2 separate regions of the Homo sapiens genome follow, and region 1 is linked to region 2. The links are chromatin contacts, found by Hi-C or POLR2A ChIA-PET in ENCODE. All regions are on one chromosome and are shown on one strand. The core of a region is the stretch at or near the end of the contact, and the rest is flanking DNA. Distances in the headings are between cores, read along the strand shown.

Region 1 (2,910 bases), core at 245-2,744, 510 kb before region 2:
CCATAATCTGCAGGGGCATGTCAGCCCCATTTTGCAGATGAGGAAATGTAACTTGGAGAGATTAAATGACTTCCTGTGTGGAGGAGAGCCGGGCTTTCAGCCTATGTGCATTGCTTTCCAAAGTCTGTGTTCTTCTTAGGATAAGAGGCCCAGGATGCACAGCTAGATAACCAATAGCTGGCAAAGCCTCTTCCCAGCCTGACACCCCACCTCCTACCCCAGGCTTTCTTTTTTTTTTTGAGACGGAGTCTGGCTCTGTAGCCCAGGCTGGAGTGCAGTGGCGCGATCTCGGCTCACTGCAAGCTCCACCTCCTGGGTTAATGCCATTCTCCGGCCTCAGCCTCCCGAGTAGCTGGGACTACAGGCGCCCTCCACCATGCCCAGCTAATTTTTTGTATTTTTTAGTAGAGATGAGGTTTCACCTTGTTAGCCAGGATGGTCTCGATCTCCTGACCTCATGATCCGCCCGCCTTGGCCTCCCAGAGTGCGTGGATTACAGGCGTGAGCTACTGCGCCCAGCGTACCCCAGGCTTTCTGTTAAGATCCTGCTGAACAGCCACGGTGGCTCATGCCTGTAATCCCAGCACTTGGAGCGGCTGAGACAGGAGGATTGCTTGAGGCCAGGAGTTCAAGACCAGCCTGGGCAACATACTGAGACCCTGTATCTAAAAAAAAAAAATTTATTAGCTGGGTGTTGGGGCAGACACCTATAATCCCAGCTACTTGGGAGGCTGAGGTGGGAGAATCACTTGACCCCAGAAGGTTGAGGTTGCAGTGAGCTGTGATTACACCACTCCACTCTAGCCTGGGTGACAGAGCGAGACCCTGTCTCAAAAAGGAAAACAAAAAAGATTCTACTGAGGGGGAGAGGGTACTGAGCTTGGGCCCCTCATAGTAACCTGGGTGGAAGGTTTTGAGATCTTTGATTAGGGTTCTAACCTGGGCTTGCATATCCTGAAATTGCATGCAGATGTTCTGAGGAGAGCGGATCTGTAGCTTCTGTTAACTTCATTAGTGGCAACAGAGTATGTAGGGGTCAGGCTCTTGCTCCCTGGGCAAGTTATGTGACTTTGTCAAGCTTCAGTTTCCTCATCAGTAAAATGGGGATAAGGACAGTCCTTAATCTCTCAGAGGGCTGCTTGAAAATGCATGTGGTGTTTAGCACAATTCCTTCATGCAGATTACGTAATCAGGATGTATGATTTTCCAAGCAGTTCATGAATCCTGAAAACTTACGAAGTGGGTATGGGAAGAGGGGAGTTGGAGGCTCATGGAGTGACGGTGATGGTCTTTTCTGGAGCTGTGATGCCTGATGGTATAAAGCACTTCTATGTCTGCTGCCTCACCTGACTCCACAACATGAGAGGCAGGCCACTTCGTCATCCCCCTAGGCTCAGAGGTGCAATGACTTCGTTGAGGTCACACAGCGACTAAGTGTCCCTCCACACCACCCTGTCTCTGACTGGGGGACTTGGAGACTTCCCTGTTTCAACATCTCATTTTGAAAACAGGAAATGAAAACCCAGAGGCAAAATGAGCTCACAGAGCCATGAAGAGGCAAAAAGGGCGAGTGGCCCCTCAAGGAGGCTGGGGGGCGTGAAGAGGAAGTCTTGCCCTGAGAGGCTAAAGGGCACCACACAGTGAGCTGACAGCAGACACGTGGAGATGGGGCTTTTGGAGGGCTCTGTGGGCTGGCACTAAGCCTCCTAAACCAGCGTACAAATGAGTTAGCGAGTTCAGCGAGAGTCAGGCCACCACCTGCCTTTCTGTTTGGCTGTCACTGTGGGCAACACCATCCTCCAAGCAGCTGAGCATGGGCTGAGTGACGTGGGGAGAGAGGCCGTTCTCTGGGCTCCGTGGGGCTGGAGCCAGCTCAGCATGTGGTGCCTGTGGCAAAAATGCTGCAGTGGACCCTGCGTGTCCTGGGCATGGGTGGAATCAGAGACTTGCTGTCCAAGTCAGAATCTCAGCTTTTCTCCTTTCTCCTCTACCCTCCTCTCAGGTACCTGTGTGACAAGGTCGTCCCTGGGAACAGGGTTACCATCATGGGCATCTACTCCATCAAGAAGTTTGGCCTGACTACCAGCAGGGGCCGTGACAGGGTGGGCGTGGGCATCCGAAGCTCCTACATCCGTGTCCTGGGCATCCAGGTGGACACAGATGGCTCTGGTGAGTTGGCTTTGGGGTCCTGGCTTAGCCCTGCTAAAAGGCTGTGCTTGCATACTTCTGGTAACAGGCAGCTCGTTACTTCATGAGGTAGCCCAGGATGTCCTTGTGTTGCTCATATCATTAGAACGTTCATTTTTATATTAAGTGATCCCTGGAACTTCCACACATTGGTCCTAGCTGTGGCTCCTGGGCTGAGGGTGTTTGCCTAAGTGCAGGATTAAGGCAGAAGGACTGAGGTCAAATCACTGGGGAATTACTGAAAGCCAAGTCTTCACTTCTGTGACAGGAAATACAAGAGAAGTGAAACGCAGGGTTCCAGGCAGGCAGCCGCCTAGTGTCTAGTTGGAGAAATAAGAAAACTGTGAGACCGCTGGGGACATGTGGGTAAAGTGGTGGCTGTTGTGGGTCACGCAGTTCCAAGGAGGTGCTAAAGGAGGTCTGAGAAGGAGGAGGTCGGGGCTGGGCCTTGGGGAAGGTTTTCTGGGAGGAGGTTAATCTGAGCTGGGCTTTGAAGAGTGGTGGATGTGGAAGAACTTCCAGGCGGGAGGGGATGGCAGGAGCAGGTGAAAACCCCGGCCTGGGCAAGGTACTGAGTGGCTGGAGGGCCGAGTGGGAGTCTAGGGGATGAGGGGCCAGGTGGTGTAAGAGGCCTTGAGTGCCGAGATGGGGAGCTCCTGCTTACACCTGAGGGCAGCAGGGGCCACTGAGGGTTTTCAGGTTTGTTTCAGCCCTCTGGCTGCA
Region 2 (2,913 bases), core at 272-2,771:
CAATAAAAGCAGGCTGTTGGTGCCATCAAATTGTTCACCATCAGTATTCCTATTTGTTCTAACCCATCTAACTCACAGATCCCAGTCTATTCCTGATACTTTGGCTTTTTTACTTCAATTTGTTTTCTTATTTCTGGGCTCACTTTAACCTCAAACATGTTTAGTATTGCCTTTCCAGTTCCATGTCCCCTTCTCAACCAAAATCTGCTTACTGCCTTAATTTTATACTTTAAGCCACTCTGGACAAATTGTTTACCCATAGTACCAAAGCACTCAGTATCCTATTCTTCCTAAAAGCATATCATGAAATCAAAACAAGACGGACTTTAGCAAGAATTATGATAAAAAAGCTTACAACCTTACAAGGGACTACTTGGCAGCCATGAAATGATGCAGCAGACATAGCTAATGGCATGAAACGATGTTTATAATAAAGTAGGCCTGAGCTGGAGGCATTTTACAAAAGTTTACACAATATGATTGACATCTGGTAAGGAATTTTAAAATGTGTATATATGCAAACAGAGTTACGCTGAAACAAGATAATCAACAACAAAACGTTAAGATAAAGTTAAATATATTAAGGCAGATTTTATTCTATTCTTTTGATCTGCTGTATATTCTAAATTTTCTTCAATGAATGCAAATTACTTTTGTTTTAAAAAAATATTTTAAGGACTTTTAAAAAAGAATTAATTTAAAGATTGCAACGCCTCTTAGCATTTTCTTACCAGCCACTATAGTATGGCTCAGGAGTCAGAAAAACCAGGGTTCAAATCCCTATTCTACCACTTATTCTATGTACGACTTTGGCAAATCACTTAATGCTTTTAAGGCTTGCTGTTCTCATGTGGAAAATGAAGAGGAAACTCCTAGCCAAGTACTTGGCACATAGTCTTCCATAAATACCAGTGCCCTTAACTCTTCCACTCCTTTACCCTATGACAGTGGTTCTCAAGTTGAGTGTGTATAAGAATTACCAAAGCATGTTAAAACAGATTACTGGACCCCATCCTCAGAGTTTCTGATTCAGTAAGTCTGGGGAAGAGGCAGAGACCATGAATAAAGGTAAGTTCCCAGGTGATGCTGATGCGGCTGGATTTGAAGCCACACTTTGAGGATACTGCTCTAGGCAATAAGACTTACAAAGTCTTCTTACAACATGTTATACAGGTATGAAGTGCTCTTTCACATCAAAAGTATTTCAGGAATACATGCTCACTGGATACTGAATTAAATTAGAAGCTAATACTGCACATCCACCCAAAAGGCCAACCTTACAACATGGGATAATTCACCCCAGCACATTGAGGGAATTGGTCTTCCACTTAAAGCAGTCAGCAAATAACAATTATTAACACTGCATTTAGAATATTCTGGTTCCAGCATGGGAGAAAACATGAGAATGCAGACACAGATCAGACAAATGAAGAGATGGACAAGAGAATCCACTGCAAGAAGTTCTGTGCCTGTCTGGTAAATTCATCTGGGGCAGAGGGGCAGATTCTGTTGTGTCACAGAACACTTGCTTTGCTCTGGGTGCCCTCTGTTGACAAAAACTGACATAGCCACTTCCTTCCCTCCCTTTTCTCCTCCCACCCTAGGGCCAAGAGTCCCACTAGTGTGACTCAGACTTGAGGCAAGGTTTCCAGTTAGAAAATTTTCCTAAGCCCATATGTAGGCAAGACAGACCTTTCCTTCCTCCAGCTTTCCTAAGTCCCCTTCTCTGTGTGCTTGTATCTGCAGCTTATCTCCAAACAGGTTAATTGTTTCAGGACCATGGAACAAAAAGTGAACAGCATTTAGCATAATGATATGTGAAATTTAAATCACAATTGCATTTCATTTTAGAAATGGCTAGTATTCACACAGAGGGAATAAACTGAGTTTGTAAATAGTGTCAAATACAATGTGAAACTCTGTTGGTATTAAGAATACTGATAAGGCCGGGCATGGTGGCTCATGCCTGTAATCCCAGCACTTTGGGAGGCCATCGCGGGCAGATCACGAGGTCAGGAGTTCGAGGCCAGCCTGACCAACATAGTGAAACCCCATCTCTACTAAAAATACAAAAATTAGCCGGGCATGGTGGCTAATTTTCCAGCTAGTCAGAAGGCTGAGGCAGAAGAATTGCTTGAACCTGGGAGGCAGAGGTTGCAGTCAGCCAAGATTGCGCCACTGCACTCCAGACTGGGTGACAGAGCTAGACTCCATTTCAAAAAAAAAAAAAACTAGACATGTCTAAATCAGGACTTTGGTCTATGGGCTACTTGTTTTTGTAGAACCCACACACAGACTACCAGCTAAGATAGCTTTTACATCTTGTAATGATTGAAAGAAAAAATCAAAAGAAAAATGACATTTCATGACATATAAAAATTATATGAAATTAAAATTTCGGTACCCACAAATAAAGTTTTACTAGAATAGAGCCACAATCTTTTGTTTACTATAATCTAAGCCTGCTTCCCTGCTACCGTGCCAGAGTTCCTGAGTAGCTCTAACAGAGACCATATGGCCCAGATGCTCTCAGATGCTTTACAGAAAGTTTGCCCCCTCCTGTTTTAAACTATTGATAAATGTGACACCTGAACCTTCAGTCAGGTATGAAGTGCTGGGTTTGAAGTCCTATGGCTCTGTCTTAGCAATGACTTCCCCCAACATTTAGTGTGAGTCCTGCACGTGGTGAGGGGTCAGCCTACACTGCCTAACACACTCCCCTTGCATCCACAGAAGCTGAAGGTACTGTGATAGATTTCTGGCATGTTTTTTGGCTAATACTTATCAGCAATCCTATAAAAGCATCCCATCTTACAAATGAGGAAGTAAGCCTAAGGGAAGTTAAGTATCAGTCCAAACTGGAATTTGAACTCAGGTCTGTCTGACACCAGAGTTCTTTGATCATTCCTCACT

The links. A loop is a pair of places that touch in the nucleus more often than their neighbours do. ChIA-PET counts read pairs that join two places held with the same protein, here RNA polymerase II (POLR2A). Pooled maps may share reads with other maps.
Region 1: a pooled map shows a loop between it and region 2 (5-fold over the local background). The contact joins two enhancer-like sites. A Hi-C loop is called at or near these places in 2 of 168 maps with a recorded cell type or tissue (heart left ventricle and heart right ventricle) and 3 of 50 pooled maps. POLR2A ChIA-PET finds 5 or more read pairs at or near these places in 2 of 52 experiments (A673 and OCI-LY7).

The regions. Positions count from the first base shown.
Region 1 is chr22:35,408,742-35,411,651 of GRCh38, forward strand. MCM5 (minichromosome maintenance complex component 5) reads left to right here. Exons shown (of 17, transcript NM_006739.4): 7 at 2,003-2,169. Among named protein-coding and RNA genes, the nearest start is that of MCM5, 10 kb to the left of the region's middle. RefSeq lists enhancers at 1,318-1,377, 1,468-1,687, 1,768-1,907. Within about 2 kb of position 1,495, at least 11 of the 41 ENCODE cell types and tissues checked have a DNase peak (open chromatin) inside an H3K27ac peak, as active enhancers do.
Region 2 is chr22:35,920,355-35,923,267 of GRCh38, forward strand. All of the region lies in intron 2 of RBFOX2 (RNA binding fox-1 homolog 2), which reads right to left. Among named protein-coding and RNA genes, the nearest start is that of RBFOX2, 110 kb to the right of the region's middle. Within about 2 kb of position 1,522, at least 14 of the 41 ENCODE cell types and tissues checked have a DNase peak (open chromatin) inside an H3K27ac peak, as active enhancers do.